Regions from separate parts of the Homo sapiens genome. Here region 2 is linked to region 1. The links are chromatin loops, found by intact Hi-C in ENCODE. Cell type or tissue: natural killer cell. All regions are shown on one strand. Each heading gives the region's core, and the rest is flanking DNA. Links, peaks and the distances in the headings are about the cores only.

Region 1 (8,346 bases), core at 100-8,099:
AAATAAACAATCTTTTGACCTTGTGGGAGTTTTTTGGGTTTTTGTTTTTTTGAGACAGGGTCTTGCTCTATCACCCCGGCTAGAGAGCAGTGGTGTTATCATAGCTCATTGCAGCCTTAACCTCCCGGGCTCAAGACATCCTCTCACCTCAGGCTCTCAAGTTGCTTCCAGTGAGCCACTGCATCCAGCATGTGGGAAGTTTTTGTAGAGAAAAATGTTGGTACCTGGCACATGGTAAGCACTTAATTTATTATGAGAGTAATGATTATCAGTACAGAAAACTAACATGTTTTGTATTGTATTCAGTTATAATTATGTGACTGCTATTTGAAGTGGAGCTAATAGCCCTTAAGCAAAATTATTTCCCAATTAAAATGCCTTTTGCTTTTTTAGAGAAAAATCTTATCAGTTATGATGTTAACAACAAGGATTCTTAAGAAATGTGTGCATACCATGTAACAAACTTGATTTGGCCTCTGCACAATAACATTCCCAAAACTTCCCACTGATGTGTTTAGAAGCATCCTCTGTCACGACTTCTAATTACATTAAAAATCTCTGACAATTCAAAGCGAGTTAATGGCAATGACGAAGACACAGCAACTATACAGTGTGTGACAACATAATTTCACAAAGATGTGGAGAATACAGGATGAGGAAAATGACTGAGTTGGCCTTTGTAACTGCTTTTCTGTCCACTATGTTTCTAAGCTTATTAAATGGAACCTTTGATTAATATCCTGGGCCCTGGGGAAATTGTTTAACCTACTGTTCTTTGAGAAATGTAAGATTTACTCCCTATCATATTTATGTTTTCCTGGTCAAAAACATGACCCCAGAGTGAGGTTTAAAATTAGGAATCTTAATCACTTGAACTTGGGAGGTGGAGGTTGCAGTGAGCTGAGATCACGCCACTGCACTCCAGCCTGGGCGACAGAGTGAGACTCCATCTCAAAAATAAAATAAATAAAAATAAAATTAGGAATCATAAATCCAGCTCTTCATCAGGAAAGGCATCAACAGCTTGTTTTCTTAAGCACAGAATAGAAAAAAATTATGCTCAATTCCTTTATCACATCTCTGGTCCAAGTGATAAGTTTTATTTAATGATATCTTTCCTGTTTGAGGGAATTTACACAATAATTTCATGTATGTCATTTCATTTTAGAGACATGGAGATGCCATAAACTATGTGGGATTTTCAAATGTGTGATTGTTTTGCTGGAGGAGAAACATGGGTTAAAGAGAAGTATACAATGATGGTCACGATCATGTGCTTTTCAAATACAAATGGGAAACTTAGGAAACATCTTTTATCAGAAGTATCCCAGTTACATTTCTTCAGAATAAGCAGCATTTACTTCCATTGAAAACACTAATTCCAGATATAGTTGTAGTCTGTCATTAATCACTGAAAGGATGTCTCGGGAGTTATTGGAATGTGTGTCTACTTATCAGACATACGAAATTAGAGATCAAATACTTAATTTTGCCCATGGCTATAGCTGCTATTACAGCTGGTTTTTATTTGCATAGCTTTTTTTTTTTTTTTTTTTTTTTTTTTGAGACGGAGTCTGTCTCTGTCACCCAGGCTGGACTGCAGCAGTACGATATGGGCTCACTGCAACCTCTGCTCCCCAGGTTCAAGTAATTCTCCTGCCTCACCCTGCCGGGTACCTGGGATTACAGGCATGTGCCACCACGCCCAGCTAATTTTTGTGTTTTTAATAGAGGTGGGGTTTCACCATGTCGACCAGGCTGGTCTTAAACTCCTGACCTCAAGTGATCCACCCACCTCAGCTTCCCAAAGTGCTGGGATTACAGGCGTGAGCCACTGCGCCTGGCCGGCATAGCTTTCTTAATGCATTCATGAAGCTGCAATGTATAATTGTCTTGAGATAACATTGTATGTTAATACTACAGCAAATTTTGCCATGTAGACCACACATTTATTAAAAGGATCTCATTCTTTAGTATTCTCCTGACTTCTCCCCATCCCAAAGTTTGCCTTCATTTTGATTTGATGTTAGGTATTTATTGACTATTACAATTGTTAAACAATTTTTTCACTTTTAGTATTAATTCATGCAAATGCATTGATGAATTTACAAAAATATTATGAATTAGCTAAAATACTACATCAGCCCTCTTAACTGCTATGGATATGTAATCTTAGCCTAAGATAAAAAGTAACTTCTGGGGAGACTAAAATGGATAGGCCCTCATCAATACACATTTGAGAGAAAGAGAGGAAAAGAGAGATCCTTTAGTAGTATGTGTGTCTAAATTCTTAAGCAATTATCCAAAACAAAAACAAAAAACAAAACAAAAAAAAACATGGCAGTAAGCCGAGATGGTGCCACTGCACTCTAGCCTGGGCGACAGAGCGAGACTCTGTCTAAAAACAAAACAAAACAAAACAAAAACAAAAGAAAAAAAACAACCAACCAAACAAACAAAATACAATGAACAGATCAGTCATTCATTGACCACATGGCATCAAACCTGTGCAGTGACCTAGGCTCCAGCATTAACCCATCATTTATAATATCCAGCTCTCCCATTAGTCTTTTCTCCTCCCACTGGTAAATGTACAAACATATATTTCACATCACAGAACTTCCAACACGTCACCATCTTTTCTGTTTTAGAAATAAACTTTAGTGCCTCAAAGTTTTGAAAACAATGTGCTTGTTAGGATCAAAGCCGTCACCAAGTGGGTCTGCCTGTTTCTTTGTTCCGTACACTCTTGTAACATATAAGCAGCCTCTGACTGATTTTGCATTTTGTTGACATACTACTCTATTTGCCAAGATTAATGTTAAAGTTAAACAAAAATATTGGGCTCTTTCCCTATGATGCATAAAGTGCATGAACTTCCTTTTTCTTTTGAAAATTTTATAATCGTATTTATTTTCATTTTAAAAAGCTAATAAGCATTCAAAGTGCTTCAAAATTTTCCATTAGCCTAGATCCCAAAATAAGAATGTTTAGATTACTGCCAGATAGATTTAAGCTAGTTATTAGTAAGAATATTTTGGATTTGGAGATAACAGAGTCTAGGGCCCAACAGCCAAGGGAAGTCATACAATCTTTTTCCCCAGAGATAAGAAAAAATAGCCAAGGAAATTCAATCTCTTTTCTAGATAATAAAATTGTATCATTCTATTCTATCCCTAGAAATATTTATACTCATTCTTGATTAGAAGCAGGGGGTCAGATAAAAATCACGTCTCAAGGCCCCCTTTAGTCTTTTGTCTTTTTTAAAAAAAGAATATTCAAAGCAAATTGTAATGCAACGAGCTTTAGAATGGCTGCCTGTGAAGCACTGAGAGGGAAGGAGAGTTTGCTGCCATCTCCTGGACGTTTGAAATAAAATCGGCAAGATGAGTGCTTCAGCGCCTGCCTGTTCCTTTTAGACGGGGCACTAAGACTGTGGAAGCAGGTGCAGTTTACAAGTCTGGCTGTCCCTGACTGGATAAACAGGAAAACTATTTATGGGTTTTAAAGAATAAAGTTGATTTAAGTGGTTTGCATGTTAGAAAAGTGTTATTCAAAGTGTAGTTCACAGCCCATTAGCATCAGAATCACCTGGGTTGTATGTTACAAAAACAAATTCCTAGGTCCCACCCAAACCTAGTAAATCAGAATCTCTAAGGTGGGGCTATCTCTAAGGTGGGGAAATCTTAATTTTACACTAGGAACAAAAAGTGGAAAGCTATATGTTACACTACGAAGGGAATAGTTTGCTCATACTAAAGTGCTGTATATAAAGGAAATCATATTAGTTCATTCAATGTAAAATTAAAATTAAAAGTTCTAAGTAATATATTTAGTGTTGCTGTTTATTTCAGTAATACCACCCACAATGAGTTGTGACATTTCAGTGAGTATTTCATAATGCAGAATTCAAAATCTAGCCCATATTGGACTTACGTGAAGAATTATGATCTGCACCATTTGTTAAACAGTAATAAGTAATCCAACCACAACCAACAGACTCTGAGTGTGAATTAAAAAAAAAACTCCAAACCAAAGATCTAATTGTGGAAGGATTGCAATGAAACCTTAAATTAGTACATTATATTAGTTCAACCAATTCCTTAGAGATTCTTAGCTCTAGAAAATGGTTTTGTGAACATTTCTTTATCAGTGTTAGATATGCTAGGTGAAAAAAGAACAAAGGGGTTTTTAGTACAGTAAGAGGCCTAGTTTTGCTTTATTTTTAAATGTAATTAAATGGCACAAAAGGAAAGCAAGACTAAATCAATTCAATTGCATTTGAAACAAAAGCTATTCTGGATTCAGATAACATTTTCAGAATCTCAGCTTGTTTTGATTTTTTATCTTCAAGATGAGTCTTGACTTCTGCTTCTGACTCAGAAGGATTCTAGAAGTACCAGAAAACCCACAAAAATTCCCTGGGTTTGAAAGGCAGCTGGAATATTAAGTTCCTCCCTATGTCAGTGGCTCAGCTTCTTAGAATTGTTTTTCATCACTTGCCCTGAGCTGGGAGTTTGCTCTGTTCAGGCCGAGGTTTCACTCTTTCTGTTTTTGGAAAGTGATCATGCCTCTCAGGCAAGGGGATCAATTACTCTAAAAAGGCCAGGTTGCTGACCCTTTGTCCTAGGACAGTGTGGAAAGGAGGGATAAGGACAGCTGTGAGCTGCGCCCTCCTAGGTCAGCCCAACTGTTGCAGGTCTGAAGTGGGGTAGTCTCAGGGATAGGGTTGCCAACTGCTCCACTTTCAGTGTAATAGGCCTATTTAAGCTTCAACTATGCTACCAGGTTACTCAGGATACCAACTATCCTGTTTAGAGAATATGTTTGGTTTACAAACATTTCCCCAGAAGAGCTCTCTTCATATTACTAAGTCCACTACATTCATTCTATTTAACATTGGTACTTTGAACTGAAAACAGTGTCTTTATAGTAGAGGCTCAAAGCTGATGTTATTTTATAAAAATATTGAACCAGTCTTTTTGAATCTGATCTCATCTTTGTATACCACGAAAAGAATGCTGGCACAATAGATGAACACAAAGCAGGAAAAAATGGACAAACAGGCTGAATACAGAGGAATGTAAACATATAAACTTCAGTAAGAAGAAAAAAGAGAAGAAACAAAGATCTCTCAACGACTCCTGGGAATAGATTTCTTGTGTCAATGTGAAATTTATAGCGACACTCCTTCTACTTTTCCTATTTTAGTTGTGGGTCTCAAACTGGGATTCATATTAACAGAGAACACAAAAGAACTTGTTTAATTGTGTTTTCCTCATTGGAAGTTTTTAAAATAGTAGCTATTGTTTATTGAGTGCCCCTTAGAAGAATAATAATAGCTAACATGTGTTGAATACTTTCTCTGTGCCAGGCAGTGTTTTATATACAAAATGCATATTGTTTCATTTAATCTTCATAACAACTTGTGAGGTACACCTATTATTGTCTTCGTTTCACAGCTGAGGTATTGAAGCACAGGGCGACTGAATCCTTTGTTTAAAGTCTCCCAACCAGCAGGAGGCAGGCCTGGGACTCAGAGGCAGGCAGCGCGGCCCTAGAGCCCACACTCTTAATCACTACCAATGTACTTCTTGTGGGCTCAAGGTTTACACACCTTATCTCATCTAATAGTATGTGAAGTTCATTTAAGACATGATTACCTTTTGCTTTTCCTAAATTAAAAAAAAGTCTTGTCTTCTTTTTAATTTAAAAATTGGAAGGAACCTTATTCTCTGCATTATTGTTACTGAAATTTGAGGGTTTCTCTCATCACTATTCTGTTCTTCCTTTATTTGCCAGGTATAAATTACCATAACTCTGGTAATATGTGATGCTGGTTGGCTGGAAGCGGTAGGTGTTTGAGGCGTGTGGTCTAGTGCACTGTGGGAATTTGTTCAACAGAAACCAGCAAAATGTTGAGCTTCCCTTCGCCATTATTGAGTTGTAATAAGCAAATAGGCTGATGGAGATAAAAACTACAGCTTTTCCCCATGCACCCTGTTTAAAAATGTCTATTGCTTGGAGCTACCAAACTCTAAGATGTTGCACTATTTCTTATTTTGATTTAGAAGGTTTAGTGTAACTTTGGAGTTATCTCTGAGACATGTAAAACTCATCACTTCTGATGAGCAGTTCCTTTTACCTGTGACCTGAGTCTTCTTGCAATCAGGGGAGGTAGTATAGCCTTGTGATTAGATGATGGCCATAGAGTTTGACTGTTGGGTCCCGAGGCTTAGCCCTACCATGTTACACAAGTTCCTTAAGTTTTCTTTACCTCAATTTTCTCATCTTAAAGTGGGATGATAATAGTACCTACATCATACTTTCATCATTTTGTGGTGACCAAAAAAGTGCTTAGAGTGGTACCTAGCACATCTTAAGCCCCCATAATTGTTACCTTATTAGTGGTTCTATGATTTTAAATTAAGTCAATAAAGCTCTGCAAATGTAATGAGTTTTTACAATTAACCTAGAAGCTCACATCTTCTTTTTTTGAAGTTGGTGATGGGACTGTTCCAAACCCATGTTTAGAATCTATCACACTAGTTCCTCAGGAGATGTTTTCAAAATAACAATGATATATAAAAGGAAAAAAAAAAAACCACTGGAAAAAATGTAAGGTTTAAAAGTGTCCTTGCTGGGAAGCCTTTGACAGAAATAATTGTTGAGAAATCTTCCACTGAGGAATCTTTGAGGTGGGAAGGGTTTGCTGCCTCATGCACTTGACTGCTGTCCTGACTGGGATTGGCACCGTGACACTCTAAGATTCCAGGGGTAACTCTTTTTCAGAGTGTAGTCTGAAATACTGAAAACTTGTGACTCCCTCAGCGTTATTCTGTTTAGAATTATTCTTGTTGAAATGCCTTAAGTTATTATTGGTTTAGTAGCAAGCCATGCTAGGTGCTGATTCACTACTTAATAAGAAAGTTCCCTGAGTTACATTTAGTTAAAATGGCAGAAAGCCAAAGGGAGCACTTCCTTTTATGCAGAGTTTGATTATGCTTTATTTTTAAAAATCACATTCTTCCCCATTCCCAGCCAACGAACAACACTATTCATTCTGAAATAAGAAAATGAAAGAATTTTGAGAAGTCACACAACATTGCTGTAAATTTCATTTTTTTTTTTTACTAATAAAACAGATGCTTCTTTCTCAGAGATGGGTTTTCACTTTCAACATGCGTCATAGCATCTGATTTTCTGAGCCATCTTGGGAAATGGAGTCTTTCCTAATGTCATTGAATGTGGTCAAAGCTATCTACAAAGCAGAGACAGTAGGCTCTTGGTGAATCAGTTTGGGAAATTCACAATTAAGCAGTCTCAGGGAGTGAAATTCCGGGGTCTGATGAGACTGTGGAAACCATGTGGTACTGTAGGGAGAGCACAGGTTTGGATGCCAGACAAATATCTAAATCTAACCCTAATCCACTGCTTATAAGCTTAGTGATTGTTGCACAAGTTGTTTAGCTTCTCTGAGCTTAGATACCTCATCTGTAAAATGGGAATAATACCTTCTTTTTAGTGTAATTCTGAAGAATAATGAAATCACAGTATAATTGGTTAAGAATTCAGGCTGCAGACTGAATCCAGGGGCCATTACTTAACATCGTATGATCTTTGGCAAGTTACTTAGCCTCTTTGTGCCTCAGAATCTCATCTGTAATCTATAAAATGGGGATAATGATCATACCTAGCTCACAAGGACTGCTGATTAAAAGCAGTAATCTGTGAAAGATACTCAGCACAAATCAGGGCCCAAATTTTGTGCTCAGCTAATGTTAGCTATTATCAAAACTTATGTAAAATATTTAACACAGTTCCTGCATATAGTAGAAACTTAATACATTAACTCCTGTCTTTTCCTCAGGACCCATGAGATTATTTGAATGACTGCCACAGCTTCTGTCCCCACTCATGTCATCCTGACTTGAACCAAAATGCTTGATTTTGGGTTGTTGCATGGCCTTGATTATTGCACCAAATAAAAGTATCAAAGATTCTCTGACTTCTACCGTGTATCCTGAAGAAAAGACAAATGAAAACACTATGGCTTTTGTTATTTACTTCCAAGAAGAACATTTTTCTGTTTATTCTTAGAATGTGAATTTTTTTTTTCAACTCAGGGCCAAGTACAAACTTTTGATTTTTGAAATTTTTTCAACTCAGGGCCAAGTACAATCTTTTGATTTAAAAATTTTTTTTCATGAACAAACCATCAGTAGTTATTAAGGAGCCCAAGAAATAGGAGATGTGAAAGCAGGATTTCTTTGTGTTTCCTTTGAATGTTGTTATTTTGAGTATTATCATTATCAGGTAGAGGAAGAAAGGTAGGCTGGGAAGTAG
Region 2 (8,346 bases), core at 33-8,032, 1.0 Mb before region 1:
GCTGGACCACCCATAGTCCATTTCCTTGCAAGGGAAAGAGTCCAAACACTTTAAAAAACTTTCTAGATATGGACATATCTAGTGGATGCCTAGACATGGATATGAATTTCTTTCTGAAATGGCAGTCTCACTGACCAAGTACAGATGCTAGTGGTTTTAAAGATTGGGTCTGTGATGTGCAAAATATTTCATATCTAACATGCAGTTATTGGATCACTGTGTTCACACTCATAAGAGTCAGTACAGCTCTTTAAAAACAGGCTGTAAAGCTTACAGCCTCCAAGTCTAGGAAAGGAAATTCATGGGTATTGATCATCTACTGTATGCCAGGCACCACTGAAGTGCTTTACATCTGTTCAGCTGACTCCTAAATGAATGGAGGTTGGGGTTAGTGGGGAAATGGAAGACTTGGGCCACAAGCTGTGGTCTTAGAAACTGATGATGGGACATGGGGAGAGCCATGAGATAAAGGAAATTAAGTCTGAGTTCCAAATGAGGAGTCCTCTGGAGCAAGGAACAGCCCCCAAACCTCAATTTAGGGCTGTGAGGGAGAAGAGGGTGGGGAGAGAAGGACTGCATCCAAAATGGAAATTCTACAACTCCGCTGATGCCTCCATCGCCCCAGAGGAGACCCATAAAGCAAAACCATGAAGAAACACTGGGGAGTCTGAATCCTTTATAGAACATCTTTAGCTCAGTTTGTGGGCAGGGAAGGGATCAGTCTTCAAATTCATTCATTACATGCATTATCTCAATCCTTGCAACAACCCTGTGAGAATTGATATCCCCACTTTATAGATTTAAGAACTAAGATTCAGGAAGGTTAAGTAATTTGCCCAACTGCAAACATCCAGAATCCATGTGCTGGCCCAATTCCCAAACCAATAGGAACCAAATCCTTTTATTATATCTTGTTTCCTCTCAGAGTCTAGGGGACAGAGGAGGGTTCTCCTGCTCCAGACTTAGCTACAAAAAGACTAGAATACCGTGTGAATCTCACTCCAAATTGAGGAAGTAAGAACTTGTAGTCAAAATATTTGAATATTGCATTAACTTTTCATAATACTGCCATTAAATGTTCACACAGGGCATTTTGCTTTAAAACAGGAGCATTCATTTTCTTTCCAGCAACATTTCTTCTCTAATTCTTTCACTTGTTTTTGTAACCAAAGGTGTGTTGGAATTTGTGTTTAACATGTAATCCTGATCCTTCTACTTTGTGAGTTTTAACCAACTTGAGACATAGATGCAGGAAACAGAAGAAGATTGAAATTTATTATATGTATTATTACCCAAATTACAGCACTCTATAGTAAAGCTGGATTGGAGAATGAGCCTTACACTTAAGTCAGAAATAGGGTTTGCTACTCCTTCTTAAGTGAACCAAGCAGCCTGTGTAGTCACAGGTGGAAGGGCCAGACAACTTCATTCTTCCTTCTCCAGCCCAACTCCAACCTAGGAGGAAGCCTTGCATGCTGAATTGCCAAGGGCAAAATTAGAAAGCACTGTACTCGAGCTGCTACAAGCCATGGAAAAATTTCTTCTTTGCTGCTTGGGATGGGCTGAGAGAAAAAGTGGAGAGAGGGCCCCAGAACGTTACTCCAGTGCTGTTTTCTGTCATCAGGATTGGAACAGAAACCCTAAGAGTGGAGTAACAAGCATCCCTCCTGCTATTTGCCAGCTTTTTCATCTCTTGGTATATTACAGTGTGTGTTCCACTGGCATTATGTAAGTTGATTTTAGGTAGCATGATGACAGGCATTTTTTTAAAAAGTTTTAGTAATATATATGTTGTAATCAGAAAAATATGTAACATTGTTTATCATGAGTAAAAAATTGAGCGAAAGATTTTAAAAGTATACACAATATTTAAGGAAAAATATTATATCAGTATTAGTGTGAGCGATATGCAGACACGAAGGCCACATATGAAGGAAGGCTGGGAAACAATGTCATAACCCACTGGACTTAAGCAACTTGGAAGTAAGCCAGGGTGGGCTGTTCCTCTCAGCAGGGAAGTTGCTTGCTCACAGGGCCGTCATGTTCTCACTTTCCTAAACCCTCCTTCTTTCCACACTAATTCCCTCCAGAGCTGCCAATGGGCATTTCGCTTTTTGCCAACAAAAGTCTCTAGCAACATGAGTCAGACAGAACTGCATGCAGCACCCTAAGCAGAAAATGTATTCCCCATTCTATTTCCTATTACTGATTATGCTCAGTCATGTTGTCCAGAATTAATGAATGTATTCATTTTATATTCATGTATACATTCATGAATGTATTCATGAATGCCAAGACCAGATCAACAACATAAAAATATTCTAAAGTTGAACAATATGAAACTCTTCTCATTTTTTAACCCTCCAGACTAAATTCCCTTGCAAATGAAAAGCCCATAGAAATTAAGGTCAAATTCCTTCATTCCCAATTCTATACAATTGGCTCATTCTCAGCCAGAGGGTCTTACACTGATCTCTGGGTTCCTATAAGTTCAGCTATAACCTGGGCCGTCTTTCATAGGAATGGTTACAGCTTCTTCAGTCTTTTCAAAATTAATTCAAATTTCTAAGTAATTCAGCTCTCCAAGGGGTAACTAATCACAAAAGAAACTGTGGCTCCACTATGTAAGTTATTACAAGCAAAATTATGGTCCCCAAATTAAGTGAATGGTGTAATCTTTTTTGACACGGTTGTCGCCACCCAAAGAGCATGGCAGATAACTTAATGGTACCTGTGTTGTAGACAGAAGGACCTGAAAACAGCTGGGTTTCTGTTCCAGGGAGGGCCAGCCAGCGGTGCCAGTGTCAAGAGTTCACAGGCTGTAAATCTATATACACTGAGCAGAAACTGCCCATCAACAATTATGCTTCCACATGTTTAGTGTGTGTGTGTGTATGTGTGTGTGTGGTGGTGGTGGTGGTAGGTGTAGTGGCAATGCTTCTGGCAAACTCCCCATGTATATTACCTACTTTCTCAGTGAATGACATTTGAGACATTATTCCTTCTTAGAAAATTTAGATGTTTTGATTTCTTCATGTCTTGCATTTCATGCTTTTAGCACTTCAGTGCAAGACTGTGATTAGTCTAGATTAAACCTCTATTCCCAAATATCTTCAGGTGCGTTCTCTCTAGGAGCGTGAAGTCTCTCCTTTGTGGAAACATGAGGAATGGAGTAGTGACCATCACTCTACTCCCTTAGCACTATTTTAACTTAATAATATATCATATTGTATTTATTCAGATAATAGTAATTGTCACCACTATTCCATATGCTTTTCATTCCTACCTGGGCAGGTCAGGTTGGTCCCAGCTGACCAATAGTTAACCATAGTCAAAATTAAAAAAAAAAAAAAAAGAAGTTAAAACTCAAGGATCACAGAAAGAGCCAGGGAGTCAAGCTTACTCTTCTCAAGAAATAAGAGAATGATGTCAAAGTTTAGCAAAGCTTTAAGGAGATTCTAGATCTGATGGACTGAAATAGTCAAAAGTTAGTATTCCAAAGAATTAGGCCCCTGTAAAGACAGAACACAGTAAATTGAAAGAAGACCCCAGAAACCCTGAACTTCAGGGCAGGTACTTTTTCTGTTGCCCTTTAATTTCTTCCTGTCTCAATTGGACCTAACCATGAGTATGAGGAGAGTGACTGCAGCTGGGGAAAGAAATAGTGCCAAGAGCTGCAGCTGCAGAAAGTTTTGTTTTCATTTTTTTAACTTTTATAGTGTAAAATTAATATGCTCATAAGTTAATAAAATCAAACAGTACAGAATGGTACCAAGTGAAGAGTAAATTATCCACCTGTCTTCATTCCCCCACTCCCCACGTCTAATCTAGCTCCTTATTTTCAAACATGTTTTGTTCTGTTAGTGGTTATCACCATACCTTTAAGCATATGTTAATATTACTATTTTTTTTGTTGTTGTTTTTCAACTTTAGGTCACATCTATTGAAAGATGAGAAACTTAGTTCGTATTTCTTTATCCATCTACTCCTGAGTTTTTCTAGTCATATTATTTTCTTCTGGTGGTTATCTTTATAATTTTAAAGAATATGTTCAAGCTCTATATTTTGTTACATCAATTTTAGTATGTTGATTCCTTGCTATAGAAGGTACAAGAATTTGTGTCTGACATTGCTGGCCACATCTCTCTGCTACCTTAACATTCAGACTTTTGTGTTTTTTCCATTATCAATTTTAATACTAGTTAGATTCTCTTTTATAGTTATTATTGTCTTCCAGTTTCGTTGATTTGTTGACTCTACAAATTGAAATAGCATTTTCATTATCCTGATTATTGAATTACCCCTTATTGATTGATCAAATAGCATGAGTCTACCTATTAAGGGGAGAAAATGTAATCTAGTTCATTAATACTGAACGATGAATGTTCCAAGTGACAAGATAGAAAAGGAGTCCATAAACTCAATCTTCAAGCCTTCTTATGAAATTATTCATTTAGCCTATATCTTTAATATCCAAGAAATTAAACATAAAACATAAACATTTTTTACTGTGCTTGATTCTAGCCACCCATTCATTTGCTTCTTAACTATGAAGATGTTAATATTTGTTGAAAGATCAATTTTTCTTCTGTTCTCTTAATTACCTACTTTCTTCAGGAGTCACCTAGTATATCTGCTCCACTTGGACGTTCTCATTTTTGCTGTTTATTTCTTCTAAATTTTGTGAGTTTTAAAAATCTATGTGAATGATGGAAAAAAGGTGATCAATACTGGTAGCATGGTTTTCTACTGTGATACTAGGACTTTCCCTTTAATAAAAAGACAGATGCCATGGCTTGTGTACACAGAAGCTAGGAGTATGATTTAGGGTACATTTACATATTTTGTTCATCATGTATTTTTTACAGTTATTTTGACTTTTAAAACTATTGCATTAAAATATTATTTATCTAATTTAGTTAGTTTGGGGGCTCACCCTCAAAATTTTGTGTTCCAGGCTTCGTTCTTCTCACTGTAGTACCTGCCTTGAGACAGGGCCTGAAAGAGTAACCATCATTTCCAGTTATGGTCAGCAGAGGGCAGCAAAGGGCAGTGGAGTACGTGCTTGCTCTCAGGGCCTGGGCATCCTTCACTTTGTGGAGGCAAAAATCAGGAACTGGGAAGTAGAGGTCCAGATGGCCAGAATTAGAAGCGAAACTACTCACAGTGGCAGTGACCCAGGATAGAGACCAGGCTAAGCAGGGAGTGAAAAGGTTTAGTCAAAAGGGAGCCACAATTCGCAGCCCGGTATCTGCCATAGAGATGTGAGCAAGTAGACCTCAGGAGGTGAATCATCACTTGAGTTCTTTCGCAGTCCTGACTGCGACTCCCAGCGTCTCTCAAGCCCGCGGTGTGGCTCCTTAAAGTCTCAGGCATCGACTATCAACTGTGGAAGAGAATGAAAACTTCCTGTCTGAGAGTTGGTAACATGCTGCCAAGTGCTTAGGGGTTCCAGAACCAGCCATTTTGGGGAGGAGAGATTGAGTGGAGTATGAGCACCGAATACAAACGCTGAAGGATGATGACGATATTCGCATGTACATGCCAGCTAAATAATTTAGGAGCCTGCCTAAATGCGATGTGCTTTAAAATATAGTCCTGCCCCCCGAGCCAACACACATCTGGGAGGAAACAATGTTTCGTTGTGGAAACACCATGTGACTTTGGAATCAGACACACTGGACTCTCTGAATTGTTCGGTATGTGGCTCTTGGTTACTTAACTGATGGAGCCTCAGTTTCTCCATCTGTAAAAATGAAAATTCTTATCTCATAAGGCTACTTCGAGGAAATGCAAATGATGTACATGAACTACCTGGCAAAGAGCTTGGCCACCTGTAGTTGCTCGATTGACTTTACTACCTTTTCTCTCTGCCTTCCCTTTGGTCATGGAAGAATATCTGTAATATTGCTTGCTATTTTGAAATGTAAAGTCTTCCCATAAGCATAATTGACATTAGCTGAGAGATTGCTATGTTGGGTACCATAGAAAGTTTTCTATGGTATTATTTAAAATTCATAACAACCCTATGAGGTAACTTATCATCATCTCTGTCTTGCAGATGAGGACATGGAGGCTTTAATAGTATAACTGGTTTTCCCAGTGTCACATAGGTAGTGAGTAATGATCAGGGGTTCAAAACCAGGTAGTAGTTTGATTCCAGAGCTCATGCTCTTAACAGTATACAACCTCCTTTTCTATACAGACATTTTATCATCGATTAAAAATTTTAAGAGAAAAAATAGAATTAAGAAAATAGAAAAGAAAGAGGGAGAAAGAGAGAGAGGGAGAAAGAGAGAGAAAGAGAGAAAGAGGAAATAGTGTAGTTTTGTCTTTGTGATGTGCTTAAATGTTGGTATTACTGGCATAGCATCACCTTGTACTATCTCTTCTATGTGATTTTTAGGGTGAAAATTCAGTTTAAAGAAATAAATGAGAGACTGCTATGGACTGAATTGTGTCCCCCTAAATTCATATATTGACGCCCTCACCTCTCTCTCTCCCTGCCATGTAAAAATATAGTTAAAAAGTGGCTGTCTACAAGCCAGAAAGAGAGCCCCTACCAGAAACTGAAAATGCCAGCACCTTGATCTTGGACTTTAAACCTCCTGTGAGAAATAATTTTTTTCTGTGAGAAATAAACTTTTGTTGTTTAAGTAACCCAGTCTATGGGATTTGGTTATGGTGGCTTGAGCTGACTGAGACACAGACTCTGTCACTGTTATTCTATTAAGAGCTCATCTATCAAATTAAAATAAATAACAAGAATAATTTTTATTGGCTTTTTTCTCATTTTTTTCTAGTTTTTTAAATTGTTTTTTACATAACATAAATTTGCCATCATATTATTTTAAGTGTACAATCAGTAGTATTAAATACATTCATAATGTTGGGCAACCATCACCACCATCCATCTCCATAACCTTTTTCATCTTGTAAAATGGAAATGCTATTACCATTAAACAATAACCCCTCATTCTCCCCTCCCTCCAGCCCCTGGTAACCACCATGCTTCTTTTTGTAATCATAATTTTGTCTGATAGATATAGCTGATTCATGTGTTGTTTAAGTTCACTATTTCCTACCTATTTTTTGTCTGGTTGTCCTATTCATTATTGACAGTGGGATATTAAAATCTCCAACTATTATTGTAGAACTGATTATTTATCCATGCAATTTTCAGTTTTTGCTTTATGTATTTTAATTGACTGTTTTTAGATGCATGCATGTTTATACTTGTTATAACTTCTGCTGGGTTGAACCCTCTAAGTGTGCAATGTCCTTCTTTGTCTCCTCCTTTGTCTCTTGTTCTTGTCTTTTCTGATTTAAAGCTTTTTTAAAAAAATATTTGTATAGCCATCTCTTCTCGCTTCTGGTTACTGTTTGCATGGAACATCTTTTTTTCATTCTTTCACATTCCATCTATTTGTGCCTTTGGATCTAAAGTGAATCTCAATGTCAGGCGCAGTAGTATATGCCTGTAGTGATAGCAACCCGGGAGGCTGAAGCAGGAGGACCATTTGAGCCCAGGAGTTCGAGTCCAGCCTGGGCAACATAGTGAGATCCCATATCTCATAAAAAATTTCAAAATTAAAAAAAAATAAAGTGAGCCTCCTGCACGTAACATATATTTGGATTATGGTTTTTAATCCATTTGGCCAATCCTTTAATTGGAGTGTTTAATGCATTTACATTTAAAGTAATTACTAACAACAAAGGGACTTCTAACAGTTTGCTACTTGTTTTCTATATGGTTTGTAGTTTTTTGTCAATAATTTTCTGCATTACTGTCTTCTTTTGTGTTCACTTGATATTTTATATTAAAACGTTTACATTTCTTTCTCATTTCCATTTTTACATATTTTATAGCGATTTTTCTTTGTGGCTACCATGGGGATTACATCTGACATCCTAAAGTTATGCCAATCTAATTGGAATTTTTACCAGCTTCACCTCAATAACATCCACCTCTGTGCTCCCTTACAGGTTCGTCCCTACTCCTTTTGGTTGATGTCTTAAAATCATATTTGTATACACTGTGTGCCCCAAAACATAAACTAATACAGGCATACCTTGTTTTGTTGTGCGTTTTATCACACACACAGATACTGCATTTTTCACAAATCAAAGCTTTGTGGGAACCCTGCATAGAGCAAATCTATCAGTGTTTTTTTTACTAACGACACACAGTCACTTTGTGTCTCTGTCACATTTTGGCAATTCTCACAATATTTCACACTTCTTCATTATGATGATATTCATTTTTGTGATCAGTGATCTCTGATGTTACTATTGTGATTATTTTGGTGTCCTGTGAACTTAAGATGAACTTAATCACCTCTAAGT

Evidence for each region. Hi-C counts contacts between places; a loop is a spot of excess contacts. Peaks named below come from ENCODE experiments on the same cell type or tissue, not always from the same donor. Only the 100,000 strongest peaks of a DNase experiment are listed, where the experiment ranks them.
Region 2: a loop joins it to region 1, with 5 times the contacts of the local background. A loop is called at or near these places in 6 of 110 quality-filtered maps.

What each region holds. Positions count from the first base shown.
Region 1 is chr4:119,037,156-119,045,501 of GRCh38, reverse strand. All of the region lies in intron 4 of SYNPO2 (synaptopodin 2), which reads right to left. Among named protein-coding and RNA genes, the nearest start is that of SYNPO2-AS1, 57 kb to the right of the region's middle. In natural killer cell, for the core only: CTCF peaks have their summits at 3,144 and 3,351 (motif pointing left); a DNase peak (open chromatin) is centred at 3,351.
Region 2 is chr4:120,046,761-120,055,106 of GRCh38, reverse strand. No RefSeq gene overlaps it. Among named protein-coding and RNA genes, the nearest start is that of MAD2L1, 16 kb to the left of the region's middle. RefSeq lists an enhancer at 5,029-5,408. In natural killer cell, for the core only: CTCF peaks have their summits at 4,813 and 5,014 (motif pointing right); a DNase peak (open chromatin) is centred at 5,046.